Regions from separate parts of the Homo sapiens genome. Here region 2 is linked to region 1. Evidence: chromatin loops called from intact Hi-C (ENCODE). Cell type or tissue: mammary epithelial cell. All regions are shown on one strand.

The links. Hi-C counts contacts between places; a loop is a spot of excess contacts. Peaks named below come from ENCODE experiments on the same cell type or tissue, not always from the same donor. Only the 100,000 strongest peaks of a DNase experiment are listed, where the experiment ranks them.
Region 2: a loop joins it to region 1, with 5 times the contacts of the local background. A loop is called at or near these places in 3 of 110 quality-filtered maps.

What each region holds. Positions count from the first base shown.
Region 1 is chr7:77,435,627-77,443,626 of GRCh38, reverse strand. No RefSeq gene overlaps it. Among named protein-coding and RNA genes, the nearest start is that of GSAP, 23 kb to the right of the region's middle. In mammary epithelial cell, a CTCF peak has its summit at 3,890 (motif pointing left); DNase peaks (open chromatin) are centred at 776 and 3,886; H3K27ac peaks cover 1,274 bases.
Region 2 is chr7:77,633,526-77,641,525 of GRCh38, reverse strand. It overlaps PTPN12 (protein tyrosine phosphatase non-receptor type 12), which reads right to left. Exons shown (of 18, transcript NM_002835.4): 15 at 5,677-5,744; 16 at 4,478-4,508; 17 at 2,795-2,902; 18 at 1,457-2,307. The coding sequence ends at 2,246. Among named protein-coding and RNA genes, the nearest start is that of APTR, 59 kb to the left of the region's middle. In mammary epithelial cell, no CTCF peak of the experiment used is centred here; no DNase peak of the experiment used is centred here.

The DNA.
Region 1 (8,000 bases):
GTGCCATCACCTCTGGCTAATTTTTTATTTTTTGTAGAGTAGAGGTCTCACTATGTTGCCCAGGCTGGTCTCAAACTCCTGGGCTCAAGTGATCCTCCCACCTCGGCCTCCCAAAGTGCTAAGATTATAGGCATGAGCCACTGTGCCTGGCCAAGTTTTGATAAATGTATACACCTGTGTATCCTAATGCCCTCTCAAGACAGAATGTTACTATCACCCCAGAAAGTTTCCCCTGACCCTTTGCAGTCAATCCTCTCTTACCCTCCCCTAGCCCCAGGCAAACAGTGTTCTAATTTTTTCCCATGATAGATTAGCTGTGCCTGTTCTAGAACTTCATATAAATTGAGTCATAAAGTATGCGCTTTTATGGGTAAGACTGTTCATTCAGCATAATGTTTTTGCAATTCATCCATGTTTTTGTGTGCATCAATAGTTCCTTTTTGTTGTTGAGTAATATTCTGTTACCTGATTACACCACAGTTGGTTTATCCATCTTCCTATTGGTGAACACCTGAATGGTTTCTGGATTTCGGCAATGATGAATAAAGCTTCTGAGAGCATTTCCATACAAGTGTTTTTGAGGACATTATGTTTTTATTTCTTTTGAATATTTAGGAGTGAAATTGCCGGGTCATAGAATATGTGTGTGCTTCATATTATGAGAAGCTACCAGGCCTGTCTCCAAAATGAGTATGCCACTTTATACTTCTGCCAGCAATGTCTGAATGTTCTGGTTGCTTCACATTCTTGCCAACATTTGGGGCTGTCAGTCTTTTGAATTTTCACTGTTTTGGTGGATGCATAATGGTGTCTCATTGTGGTATTAACTGGCATTTCCTGATGACTAATGATGTTCAGCACTTTTCATATGCTTATCGACCATTCTTTGTGAAGTGTCTGTTCAAAATATTTGCCCACTTTTTAGTGGATGCTTTATGTTTTTGTTATTGAGTTATAGAAGTTATTTATATACCCTAGATACCAGTCTCTTGTCCGATATATGTTTGTGAATCAATTTCTTCTTTGATTTCATCCATCTTGGTCTTCATTCTGTAGTATAATCGAACCCATGTCTAGCACTGTCTATATAGCTTGTGTAAAGATCCTTATAAGTTTGTGAAATACATACTGGCTAGGTGGTATCTTTCTTTGATACATAGCAAGGCAATGGTGGAGTACCAGAAAACTATTGAGTGTCAGAGACTATACTTTCTATTTGCCCTTATTAGTTGTTATTTTCAGGATGGAAAATAGTGCTCACTTTCTTAGTTTACTAACAGTTTCATCTAGGGGTCTGTTTATAAAGTAATACAAAATGAAACAAGCCTAAGAGTAATTGTAAAACAGAAAACTAAAGTTTTTTTTTTTTTTTTTTGAGACAGGGTCTTGCTGTCACCCAGGCTGAAGTGCAGTGGTGTGATCTCAGCCCACTGCAGCCTCAACCTCCTGGGGTCAAGCGATCCTCCCACTTCAGCCTTCTGAGTAGCTGGGACTACAGGTGCATGCCACCATGCTCGCCTAATTTGTGCTTTTTTTTTTTTTTTTTTTCGGTGGAGACAGAGTTTTGATATGTTGTACAGGCTGGTCTCAAACTCATGGGCTCAAGCGATCCACTTGCCTCGGCCTCCAAAAGTGCTGGGATTATAGGAATGAGCCACTGTGCCCACCCCAAAACACATTTTAATGCTACTTTATACATAGTTATCTAGGGAAAAAAGTAGCCAGTGTTACCTGTGCTTGATGGTAATAACAAAGTTGATGTTAATACTTTATATTTGCGAAGTCTTCATTTTTTTCCCCCAAATACTTTCACATTTTTAAATCTTTATAATTAGGAAATAATCTTTAGTTATCTTCATCTCTAAGAGGGAATTAATACTGCATCTAGTGTAACTGTTGTGGCAAGTTATCATATTCGGGGTTTAGTTTTTAGTTTTAGTTTTAATTTTTGTTTTGAGACAGGGTCTCACTCTGTCACCCACAGATCACAGTTCACTGCAGCCTCGACCTCCCAGGGTCAGGTGATCCTTCCATCTCAGCCTGCCGGGTAGCTGGGGCTACAGGCACATGCCATAATGCCTGGCCAATTTTTTGTGTTTTTTGTAGAGATGGGGTCTCACTGTATTAACCAAGCTGGCCTCTTAACTCCTGGGCTCAAGCAATCTTCCCGCCTTGGTCTCCCAAAGTGCTAGGATTACACGTGTGAGCCACCTTGCACAGCCCAGGACTTAGTTCTTAAAACCAGGTGTAATTGAAAATCTAGGAAAGTTAAAGTACTTTCCCATCATTCATTGCTACATTGTTTGTAATACAAAAGATTAGTAACAATTCAAACATCCAGTATAGAGGACCAGTTCCAGTTCAAATAGAGTATGTTTCAGTCATACATTAGTATACTCCGCCTTCTTTGCCTCCTCCTACTGAATATGTCATTTACTTTTTTTTTTTTTTTTAAACTCATGACTTTACAGCCATAGACTTTCACAGGTGAAAAGAACTTTTGGGTCATTTGGTTCTTTCCTCTCATTTGACAGAAGACACAAACTCAATGAGATTAAATAATACCCCAAATAATAGAACTCACAATTTTGAGTGTTAGAACTAGACATACTTCTGGTTTAATAAATGTTTGAGTTCATGTTTTTTTCTCTGCTGTCAATCCCTGTGGATTTGTTCTTTAGGATGATGATTACATTCACCCTTCCTTTCTACTGAGTTTGCCAATGTGGTCTCTAATTATATCAGAACTGGATTGCTGCGACATCCTCTTAGCTAGTCATGTAGCCTAATCTTTTTTCTCTCCGGTCCATCTCCTTTATTTTGTCTCACTGATTTTGCTAATACAGACCTTTCATAAATCATCCTTTTACTCCAGAAGCTTCATCCTTTTAATTCAGAAGTGGTCGTCATTGAATCAGATCCTGAATTATCAAGGATCTCCATGCTCTGATTCCATCCTGCCTCTTCATCCTTATTTCCCTTGTTCCCCAACTGCATCTACTCATCAAGATGGTCTCACTCTCCTCTAGCTGCATGTGAATTAGTGCTGTGGTTCTTATGTTGGTTCCTTATCCTGGTACCCACTCACTCCCCATCCTCTCCATTTAGTCACTTTCAACTCATTGTTCAAAATCCAGCTCAAGGCCAGGGGTGCCAGCTCATGCCTGTAATCCCAGCACTTTGGGAGGCTGAGGTGGGCAGATCACTTGAGGTCTGAAGTTTGAGACCGGCCTGGGCAACATGGCGAAACCCAGTCTCTACTAAAAATACAAAACTTAGCTGAGCATGGTGGTGCACGCCTGTAGTCCCAGCTACTCAGGAGGCTGAGGCATGAGAATCGCTTGAACCCGGAAGGCAGAGGCTGCAGTGAGCTGAGCCAAGTTTGCACCACTGCACTCCAGCCTGGGTGACAGAGCAAGACCCTGTCTCAAAAAAAAAAAAAAAAAAAAAAAAAAATTCCGGCTCAAGCTCCACCTTCCCCCTGAAACATTTTGTGATTACAGTGATTTCTTAATCTCCAAATATACACTGTAACATCCCACTTAGCAATTGATACATGAACTAACCTCTATAAGAGATAAAACTCCAAAATCTCAGTGGCCCAACACCGTAGAAGTTATACTTGCTGATCATAGGTGAGAGTGTATAATTCATGATGCTTTGGGGGCAGGGATGGGGAAAAGGAGCGCTGTGCTTTTTGCAGCCGTTTAGAGACTCAGGGTGATGGAGGCTTTGCCATCTTCAACACAAAGCTCCCAGAGTTGCCTCAGGCATTGGTATTTGCTGAATGTTGGAAAGAAGGGACAGTCTATCTGCTTCTTTGCCACCTCCGTCCAGAAGTGGCACGTCATAACACTTCCGCTGGTGAGAACTAGGCACAGGGCTCCACCTTGTGCTGGGAAATGTACCCCCTGGCTGGGTGTCTATATCCCTGGAACTACTCTTCTCTATGGAAGAGAAGCACAAATCTGGGGAGTAGCTAGCTTTGTTACAATGTTGTCCTGTTCTGATTTCTAATTGCTTTGTGGGTGTTGTCTTGGCATCTCCAGCTGGATTTCACACTGTAACTAAAATTCCTCAAATATATACAGTAAGACAAGAGTCTGGCATTTAGTGTGTGCTCAGGAAATGTCTTTGTTAAATAATAGATTTATGTAGACTTTTTAAAAAAATTCTTAATTCCTAAATTAAACACAGAAAGGGAAACAAAGTTGACAAATCCCTAATGGTTCTGTCTTTTTTAAAACAGTACTTTGCAATGCAATTTCTCACTTCACCTACAGAAAGTGAAATTTAGCTGCAGTATCTTCAATTTCAAAATAATAATATTATTTTCTGCTTCTATGGACTATTTTTAACCATTTCATCTTGTTTGTCTTTATATTCTTGTCTTTTTATTATAGAAAAATTAACATATATATGAAAATGGACAGGGTATTATAATGAAATCTCATGTACATATTACCTAGCTTTAACAATAATTGGCCCATGCCCAGTCTTTTAAAATCTATATACTCACTTCCCTCCCACACTAAATTTCTTGAAGCTAAACACAAATATATTATTTCATATGTAAATATGTCTGTAACACCAGACCTTTGGACAAGGTAAGGCCTTGTCCAAAAATACCCCACAATGCTATATCTCATTTTAAAATAACAATAATTCCTTAGTATCTCTAAATAATCCAGTTAGTACTTAAATTTCCCATAGTTTTTTAAACAATTGGTTTGTTCAAATCAAGATCCAAACAAGTCTACGTGTTTTTATCACACACACACACACTCTCACACACTCTAAATAAATAAATAAAGAAGGCAGGAGGAAACTTTTGGAGGTGATGGATATATGTATGGCATAGGTTGTGGTGATGGTTTCACAGATGTGTACTTATCTCCAGGCTCATCAAGGTATATACGTTAATTATGTACAGCATTTCATATGCCAATCATACCCCCAATAAAGTGGTTTACAATACTCAGAAAACACCATTAAGAACTTAAAAATGAAAAGATACAAACAAGGGATACACACAATACATTTTAGACATTCCTCTTAAATATTTTTAAAACAACAAGTCTTTTCTCTGCTCCTTTTTTCCCCCTTGGAATTTATTTGTTGAAGAAACAAGGACATTTGTCCTATAATGATTCTCATTCTCTGGATTTGGCTGATTCTATTCTTCTGGTTTGTGCAACAGTTTCATGTACTTCTGTCCCCAGTATTTCCTGCAAACTAGAGATAGGTCTAGGATCTTGATCAGATTCAGGTTTTGGTTTTTCATCAAAGGGTGGGGTTGTGTATCTCCACCAGAAGGCATAATGTCTGGTTATCTCTCTTTTTGATGTTAACATTTATTAGTGGGTTTAAGAGTTTTTACCAGATGCATTCATTATAAAATTTGCCTTTGGCTTTTCGCCTAGTTGCCTTGGCTGCCATTGATGATCATTGCCTAGTCTATTATTTCATTAGGCATGTCTTGTCTCTTTTTGCAATGAGATTTTCCAATGTTTTAAAAATATTTTATTTTTTCTTCTTACATTATTAAACATATTTAAAACATTTAAACTTCCCTCTAATTCTAATAATGATAATTAACACTTTGGCATTTAACACTTTACAAAGCATTTTTTTTTTTAAGGGACATGGTCTTGCTATGTTGCCTAGGCTGGATTGCAGTGGCCATTCACAGATTCGATCATAGCTCATGACGGCCTCAAACTCCTGGCCTCAAGTGATCCTCCTGCCTTAGCCTCCCAAGAAGCTGGGACTACAGGCACATGCCACCATGTCCAGCTTACAAAGCATTTTCATATACACTATTTCACAAATATTATCTGATACTCACAGAACACCCTGCAGGTAAACCGACTCTATAACTTTGGGCAAGGGTCGTCACTTTAGAGATGAGGAAAATAATAATAACCACTCCTAAGATCGTTATGAAAATTAAACAAGTTGAATGTATGCAAACTGCTTAAAATAGTGCTTACTATATTACAGCAAGAGTGAAATAAAAATTTGCTACCACAATTATTAATATTGTTAATGCTGCTATCATCATTTCTTTCAGTTTTAACCATTATGTTGTTAGTTTATTTTAAAAAATGTTTCCTTGAACTTTTTCTAGTGTTTATGGATATTAATAAGAGTAATTTAATTTCTATGTTCCCATATAATTTCACAGTCTTGAAACCCTAGTCATAACCCTGATTAGCTTACAGTGTGATATGAACTTAACTTTTATTGTCATTTGCTGCTAAATATTATTTATTCTGTTTTCTTTATTTATAGAAGACTAAGAATCACTTTCTACCAAAACAAAAACAAAAAAAGAATATATTTAACTTATGCTGTTCAGGCTATCTATCTATCTATATATATGTATATACCATGCTCTCCTTTATGAGCAAAAAAGCAATATATTTTATATGATAAGCTTTTATAATATTCTGTAATAAAATTTAATGAATCATGGAGTACTGGAGCCTAAAGCACCTTGGAGAGCAGGCTCAGCACTTTATTTACAGGTGAAGAAACTGAGAACTAACCAAGTTAAAGGAGCTGTCCAACTTGCACCTTCACATGACCGACCAATGGCTGAGCCAGGACTAATAACAGATCTTAAACCAGCCCTAGTCCCTAACATCCTTCTATTATACTGCATAATGCTAAACTATTTTAAATGTTCCATCACCAGTTCTCCCAATACCACCCTAAAAGCAACAACGTCACCATTTGGAGTTCAAAGTGAGAAACATGAACTACATGCTTGAAGACACACAAATATGGAAGCAGCAAAGTGGAACCCAGGAACCTAGGTCCGTTGAATGACACTGGACTGATGACAGGCAGTAAGTGTATGTAAGACTAAATGCATATGTGTGTATATATTAATACACAGTCATAAAGAAAAATGACAACTATTTTCCACTGACACACTGTGCCTGGTGGTACTTGTCTGTTCACATAGTCATGTATGAAGAGGAGAATTACAAGGCAGATTTTATTTTTGTTTTTTTCGTTTTTTAATTTTTAATTGTGGTGGATTTTAAATACACAGAAAAGTAGATAGAATAGCACAATTAATTCCTATGTAGCCACCACTCAGCCCCAATATCCATCAACCTGAGGCCAATCCTCTCCTGTCCATCCCCTCATCCACTCTGTCATTGGTATTATGTTGATGCAACTTACAGACATCATAGCATTTCCTGTTTACATATTTGAAGCATATTCTCTCTCTCTCTTTTTTTTTTTTTTTTTTTTGAGACAGAGTCTTGCTCTGTCGCCCAGGCTGGAGTGCAGTGGTGTGATCTCGGCCGATCTCCGCTCAGGGCAACCTCCGCCTCCCAGGTTCAAGCGATTCTCTTGCTTCAGCCTGCTGAGTAGCTGGGATTACAGGCGCCCGCCACAGTGAAGGCTAACATTTGTAATTTTTTTTTTTTTTTTTTTTTTTTTTTTGAGACGGAGTCTCGCTCTGTCGCCCAGGCTGCAGTGTAGTGGCGTGATCTTGGCTCACTGCAACCTCCGTCTCCTGGTTTGAAGTGATTCTCCTGCCTCAGCCTCCCAAGTAGCTGGGACTCCGGGCGCACGCCGCCAGGCCTGGCTAATTTTTTGTATTTTAGGAGAGATAGGGTTTCCCCGTTGTTGCCCAGGCTGGTCTCAAACTCCTGTGCTCAGGCAATCCGCCCACCTTGGCCTCCCAAAGTGCTAGGATTACAGGCGTGAGCCACCGCACCCGGCCTAATATTTGTTTTTTGTTGTTGTTGTTGTTTGTTTGTTTGTTTGTTTTGAGACAGAGTCTGGCTCTGTTGCCCGAGTGCAGTGGCGGGATCTCGGCTCACTGCAAGCTCCGCCTCCCGGGTTCACGCCATTCTCCTGCCTCAGCCTCCTGAGTAGCTGGGACTACAGGCGCCCGCCACCACACCCGGCTAATTTTGTATTTTTAGTAGAGACGGGGTTTCACCATGTCGGCCAGGCTGGTCTCGAACTCTGAG
Region 2 (8,000 bases), 200 kb before region 1:
AATCCCAGCACTTTCGGAGGCTGAGGCGGGCAGATCACCTGAGGTCAGGAGTTCAAGAACAGCCTGGTCAACATGGCAAAACACCGTCTCTACTAAAAATACAAAAATAATTAGTTGGGCTTTGTGGTGGGCACCTGGAAGCCCAGCTACTAAGGAGGCTGAGGCAGGAGAATTGCTTGAACCCAGGAGGCAGAGGTTGCAGTAAGCCGACATTGCGCCATTACACTCCAGCCTGGGCGACAAGAGCAAAGTTTCGTCTCAAAAAAAAAAAAAAAAAAAAAAAAAAAAAAAAAAAAAAAAAAAAAAAAAAAAAAATCCTAAGGGATCAACAGGGATCAACATGAAGACCAGTTAGCTTTAAAACAAATTTAACATGAAATTGTAGTATTACTTTCTCCTCCACAACAATCCCCCTTCTACTCATATAAGGTTTTCCATGTACTTTAGTTTTACAATTTCTTCAATCTTTTGTATGCAGATGGAAAATACAGATATCCAACAATTCCAATCTATGGTTGTGAAAATTCAGACTTAGTATTGAGGAATGGAATCTGTGCTCCAGTCATGGGATGACAAGAAACCAGTTCCCGTTCTCAACATCCCCTTGGTTTGGTTTTCTTTCTTTTTTTTTTTTTTGAGATGTAGTCTTGCTCTGTTGCCCAGGCTGGAGTGCAGTGGTGCGATCTCAGCTCACTGCAACCTCCATCTCCTTGGTTCAAGCAATTCTCCTGCCTCAGCCTCCTGAATACCTGGGATTCCAGGCATGTGCCACCATGCCCAGCTAATTTTTTTGTAATTTTAGTAGAGATGGGGTTTCACCATGTTGGCCAGACTGGTCTTGAACTCCTGACCTCAAGTGATCTGCCTGCCTTGGCCTCCCAAAGGGCTGGAATTACAGGCGTGAGCCACCCGGTCTGGCCCCCTCTGTTGGGTTTTCTACTAGGACTTTGGTAGGCTAATAATGATAAGGATGAGGAATGCCTAGGGGCAATAAGTATTTAGAATCCGCAGAACCATGTTTTTTGCAGAAGGTACTCTCTATTCCTTAATTAAGAGATTAGGCCTGGCATGGTGACTCATGCCTGTAATCCCAGCATTTGGAGAGGCCAAGGTAGGTGGACCACCTGAGTTCAGGAGTTTGAGACCAGCCTCGCCAACATGGTGAAACCATCTCTACTGAAAATACAAAAATTAGCCGGGCGTCGTGGCAGGCTACTTGGGAGGCTGAGACAGGAGAATCACTTGAACCTCAGAAGTGGAGGTTACAGTGAGCCAAGATGGTACCACTGTACTCCAGCCTGGGTGACAGAGCAATACTCTGTCTAAAAAAAGAAAAAAAAAAAGAAATTAAACCCCATTCACATTCATTTCATACCAAGACTGAGCCAGCAAAAAGGCTGATAGTTAAGTCCAATATCCTAGGAATGAGAAATGAAAAGCCAAGGCAACAAGTAGGCACTGTAAAACTGTTTGTTTTTTTTAATGACAGGTCAAATATCCTGAAACATACATGTATTTTGATAGTCTTCTAATCCCACTTGAGTTCAAATATTAAAGAAACACACACAAGCTAAGAGAATTCAATATTGTTCCAAGGCACTTACTGAATCTCTGACTAGATGAAAACAGGAACAATTAGGATGAACAATTAGACTGTATATAATATAAAAATAACTTTTTGCTTACAATTTACAAAATTATTATTACAATCTTTGATCTCTGATAACCTGCAAAGCTGGCTGCATGAATCCAGCAAGTTTAAAATTCAGAAACTATTTTCTAAAACTCCAGGGCAAATAATTTACAAATAAAGTACACAAAGATTTAGACCATGCAGAAATTTCTTACATCTTCTGTTAATAATATTTCAATTGCAACTTTATCAAATTATATACCTACTTGCCCTGTACATATACAAAATAATGCATACATGATAAAACAGAAAAAGAGTAGTCCTTAAACTCAATATATCATAAAGGTATTACTATATTAACATGTCTACAAGCAGCGTGTAACAGGGTTAAGAGACATTAAGGCAATAATACTTGAAGTTTCAAAATAAACCATATGTAATACTTTTTCCTAAGTGTAGTATAAGGCAGGTAGATGGTCCCAGCAAAAAATATTAAGGTAACAATCTACACTGCTGTTAGTCCCACATATTAAAGATGGAATACTATAAATCTGGCTTTCAGTGGCACCTGAATTTTCCAGTATAACTTAAAGTGTCTTCTAGCTCCCTGAATCATGTCCATTCTGAAGGTGGATCTCTTGGTCCTTTGGGTTTTCCACATCGATTACCAAAACCTACAGTGAAAACACCACAATAACTAGTCAGTGTTCAGAAATACTTTCAAACTACTAAAAACCATGTCCACAGACATTCTCATTTTCTGGAACAAATAAATTTCCACAAGGGAATTTAGAATTTAAGCCAAACAAAACTTGGTAAATGCAAAACAATTGTAAATTTATTTGGAATAACTGAAAATGATTGCTTCTTTTAAAAATCTTATGCTGGAAATAAAACCAATTTTATCACAATGTAAGAAAAATATCCATGATAATTTAGTCTTTCCAACACAAAAGATTTTTTATACTGCAGTTTTCTATTTTAGTTTTTAATCTCAATGTGAAATAGAATTAAGTATTTCATTTATTTCATGACTAGTCCAAGCAACTTTGGAAAATCATGTTTTATTCTTGGCAAGTGTCATTTCACAATGGCAAATGAGCTTTTCTCATTCCTGCCAGTGTTAACTACTTACTAAAAATTATTTATTAAACAAATTACCAATATCTGTGGCTTCTGTTGGATTTTCTGATATTTGTTCTCTCTTGTCACTGAAAGTAGGTGGACATTCTATGCACATTTCATAGTGAATACCTCCCGCTGGATGATCTAAGTAGCAACACAAAGCCTTTGTTAATCACCATCCTTTGTAGCATCATATATATATAACTCTTTAATTTTTTAAATGTTGGCAAGCATGAAAAGAGAAAACTTTCTCTCCTGGGCACCATAATTTTACAGGTCAAGAACAATATAAATACAAGTGTAGTGTGCACAGAAAATCATGTCAGGTATTATTGTGGTCACACAGAAATCTGCAGTGAGTACTTCTGCAATGTGAGGATTCTCGTTATTCTTACTTCATAAATCTAGGTCTTGACATATTACATTCCCTTAAGGTAGCTATACTATATGCCTATGTTCTAAGGGAATAGTTGCAACTGAAATGTCTTTGTATAGAAATCAACAAGGTCAGGCCAGGCGCGGTGGCTCATGCCTGTAATCCCAGCACTTTGGGAGGCCGAGGCGAGCCGATCATGAGGTCAGGATATCGAGATCATCCTGGCTAACATGGTGAAACCCCGTCTCTACTAAAAATACAAAAAAATTAGCCAGGCGTGGTGGCGGGCGCCTGTAGTCCCAGCTACTCAGGAGGCTGAGGCAGGAGAATGTTGTGAACCCAGGAGGTGGAGCTTGCAGTGAGCCGAGATCGCGCCACTGCACTCCAGCCTGGGCGACAGAGCAAGACCTCTGTCTCAAAAAAAAAAAAAAAAAAAAAAAAAAAAATTTTAAGAAATCAACAAGGTCAGGGTTAATTAATGCACTATTTGCACCTTGAAATAATAACTCTACTTGTTTTTTTTTTTTTTTTTTTGAGACGGAGTTTCCCTCTTGTTGCCCGGGTTGGAGTGCAATGGCGCAATCTCGGCGCACTGCAACCTCTGCCTCCGGGGTTCAAGGGATTCTCCTGCCTCAGTCTCCCTAGTAGCTGGGATTACAGGCAGATGGCATGACGCCTAGCTATTTTTTTTATTTTTAGTAGAGACGGGGTTTCACCATGTTGCTCAAGGCTGGTTTCGAACTCCTGACCTCAGGTGATTGCCTGCCTGGGTCTCCCAAAGTGCTGGGATTATAGGTGTGAGCCACCACGCCAGGCCTAATAACTCCACTTTTAAAGTTTTATGTTGTTTAGATTGTAGTTTACTCTTTAATTACCAGTGTTTAAGATTAGTAACAAAAGATGTTAACTACTAAAATTCATTCATTCTTTCACAATTTTATTGGTCTTCACAAATAAATGAAAAAGTACTAAAAGGAAGATTTCTAAAACAATAGGTTTCTACAGAAGCAATTCCATCATTTATTTAAGTCGGGATCTAACTTCTAGGTGTTTTTAAAAACAGAAAATAAAAAACAGAAAAATATTTTTAAAAAATCTCTTTCCCATTAGCCTGTAATTATTGATAGTAAATGCTCCCATGATTTTCCAGATCAATACTACTATCTGGTGGTAATAATTAATTTGGAAGAATTATAGTACAATATTAAGCTTCTACAAGAGTTGTCCTAGACATTTTCACATACAGAAATAACTATATAGCATGAACTATGAAGCATGTTATTTTGTAGAAATTAATCAATAAAATCTACAGTAAAAAGGAAAAAAAAAATCTAACAACTTACCACATTTCTCATTTTCAGAGGTTATCAAGCCCTACGAGGAAGACATTTAATACCTATTACAATACATTCATTTTATATACAAATAATAGAAAGCTGGGTCTGTTATGGGTATATATCCCAAGAAATCAAGGCCTATCATTTTCAGCATCAGAGGAAAAGCAAACAATTGTTTTTTAATTAGGCTTAAAATTTTAAAATGTTATGCTATTTCTCCTTGGAGTAAATGTTTCTGGATGAGCACTGAAAAGCATGGGCTACTGCATGAAGGAACATACAGCTGTGTTTTGCCAGCCACTATTACTAATTATATCATTATTGTATTTTATATGTCAATTAAACTACATCATGTCTTAAAATCAAATATAAGATGTAGCTAAATTTCAGAGATATTAAAGTATGGGAGAAAATACAAAAAGTATTAATGTTAATAAAAAATGTTATCTCCTATGGACAAATGTGTTGTTGCTGAGACAGGGTCTCACTCTGTCACTCAGGCTGGAGTGCAGTGGTGTGATCATGGCTCACTGCAGCCTTGACCTCTGGGGCCCAAGCAATCCTCCCATCTCAGCCTCCCAAAAAGCTGGGACCATAGACATGCGCCACCACGCCTGGCTAATTTTAAAAATTTTTGTAGAGATAAGGTCTCCCCATGTTGCCCAGGATGGTCTTGAACTCCTGGGCTCAAGTGATCCTTCTGCTTGGCCTCCCAAAGTGCTGTGATTACAGACATGAGCCACCATGCCACGCCCTCAAAATATTTAATTGCCAAAACATTTCTCGAATGTCAAAGAAATGCCAGGTAGCCAGAAAAAAACAAAAGAAGCGACTATGTGCCTAGTGTTATAATGGGAAGCATCTAGAAATGTAAGAAAGAATTAGGACCCTGAAAATAGTAACTCCTATTTCATTCATACCTTCAAAATTATTTGAAGCATAATTTACATATTTCAAAAACAGCTTGAGAAAACAATACTTTAAAGTGATAGTTGTATGTAGATCAGGTTACCCTTTTAAAAAATTTCAGAACCTACCTTTTATATGGGCTTTTCATCTGAAATCTTAGTATAAGAAATGCCGATCAAAAATTACAAACTATATTTAACGATCTTAAGATGACAGCTATTTCAACAACTGCAAGATTAGTTAACAAAAGAGTAGAAATGTTAAGCTATAACTGTTCCAATTCCAAAAGGACTTACTTCAGACTTTTTTTGTTCAGATCGTTCCTGACTTTGAAGTTCACTCCATTCCGATCTTACAGGTGTATCTGAGAAAAATGAAATCTTATTGTTATTAACACCTTGAATTTCTGAAATTTCTTTGCATTAAAGTAATACAAAAAACAGATCCTAAAGATTTTAGAAACTATCGCTTCCACAAAAATTTTGTAGTTTCTGGGTAAGCATATTTCTGAAGTTTCTAAAAAAAAAAAATTGTAGTTTCTATTAATTCGAGAACATTCTGTTTCCTTCCTTCAAAACCTAAGTAAATAAATTCAGTCATCAGTGTATTACAGTCTATAGATAATGTGACAGACAAGTGAAGTATACTGCTTAATCTACAGACAACGTGACAGACTTAGACAACTGAAGTATACCGTTTCATTGCTTTCAACATTCTTTTTAATTGTTGTTGAGACAGGGTCTCACTCTGTTGACCAGGCGCGATCTCGGCTCACTGGAGCCTCAACCTCCCAGGCTCAGGCAATCTTCCCATCTCAGCTTCTTGAGTAGCTGGGACTATAGGTGCATGCCACCTCGCCTGGCTAATTTTTGATTTTATACAGACAGGGTTTTGCCATGTTGCCCAGGCTGGTCTCAAACTCCTAGGGCAAATGGAACAGAGATCCACCTGCCTTGGTCTCCCAAAGTGCTGGGATCACAGGCATAAGCCATTGTGCTTGGCTCTTTAACATTTATCTTAAAATCAGTCAAAATTCACTTTGGGAGGCTGAGGCAGGCAGATCACTTGAGGTCAGGAGTTCAAGACCAGCCTGGCCAACATGGTGAGACCCTATCTCTAATAAAAAAATTAGTTGGGAGTGACGGTGTATGCCTCTAATCGCAGCTACTCAGGAGGCTGAGGCAGGAGAACAGCTTGAGCCCAGATCGTGCCACTGCACTCCAGCCTGAGTGACAGAGTGGAACTCCAACTCGAAATAAAACAAAACAAGGCCGGGCGTGGTGGCTCCCGCCTGTAATCCCAGCACTTTGGGAGGCTGAGGCGGGCGATCACGAGGTCAGGAGATGGAGACCATCCTGGCTAACATGGTGAAACCCTGTCTCTACTAAAAAAATACAAAAAAATTAGCCGGGCGTGGTGGCTCATGCCTGTAATCCCAGCACTTTGAGAGGCTGAGGTGGGCGGATCATGAGGTCAGGAGATGGACCATCCTGGCTAACACGGTGAAACCCTGTCTCTACTAAAAAAAATACAAAAAAATAAGCCGGGTGTGGTGGCAGGCACCTGTAGTCCCAGCTACATGGGAGGCTGAGGCAGGAGAATGGCATGAACCCAAGAGGTGGAGCTTGCAGTGAGCCGAGATCGTGCCACTGCACTCCAGCCGGGGCGACAGAATGAGACTCCATCTCAAAAAAATGAATAAATAAAAAATAAATAAATAAAAAGAAAACCAAATGAAACAAAACAAAAATCAGTCAAAATTAATATATTGGTAAAATGTACTTAGACAAGTGAGCACCTCCACTGAGCATGAGACACTGTAAATACAATCAAGCTGTTTCTGCACTCTTTTTTAGAGGATTAATAGGGAGAAGTATATTATCAATGTTTTAAAGTATCATCACTTTCTCCCAGTTCTGATACTCCAGTGGTCTTTTTTTTTTCTTCCACAGACGGGGTCTCACTGTTACCAAACTGGAGTACAGTGGTGCGATCATGGCTCACTGCAGCCTCCAACTACAGGGATCAAGCAATCCTTCTTCTTCAGCCTCCTGAGTAGCAAGGACTACAGGCACATGCCACCACACCTGGCTAATTTTTTGTTGTTATTATTATTTTTTGAGACAAAGTTTTTTGCTCTTGTTGCCCAGGCTGGAATGCAATGGCGTGGTCTCAGCTCGCTGCAACCTCTGCATCCTGGGTTCAAGCAATTCTCCTGCCTCAGCCTCCCAAGCAGCTGGGATTACAGGCGCCCACCACCACAACTGGACAGTTATTTTATTTTTAGAAGAGAGGAGGTATCACTGTGTTGCCCAGGCTGGTCTCAAACTCTTAGGCTCAAGCAATCCTCGCGCCTTGGACTCCCAAAGTGCTGCGATTACAGGTATGAGCCAATGTGCTCAGTCTACTCCAGTGGTGTTAAATGTCTTTCAGTTAACACCAATCCAGTGACGCCCACCCAACAGAAATGTTTACTGACCTAAATCTAAGGAAAGCAATTAATGTTTTCATAAATAAGTGCTACTTTTTTTTTTTTTGAGATGGAGTCTTGCTCTGTTGCCCAGGCTGGAGTGCAGTGGCATGGTCTCGGCTCACTCCAACCTCTGCCTCCGGGGTTCAA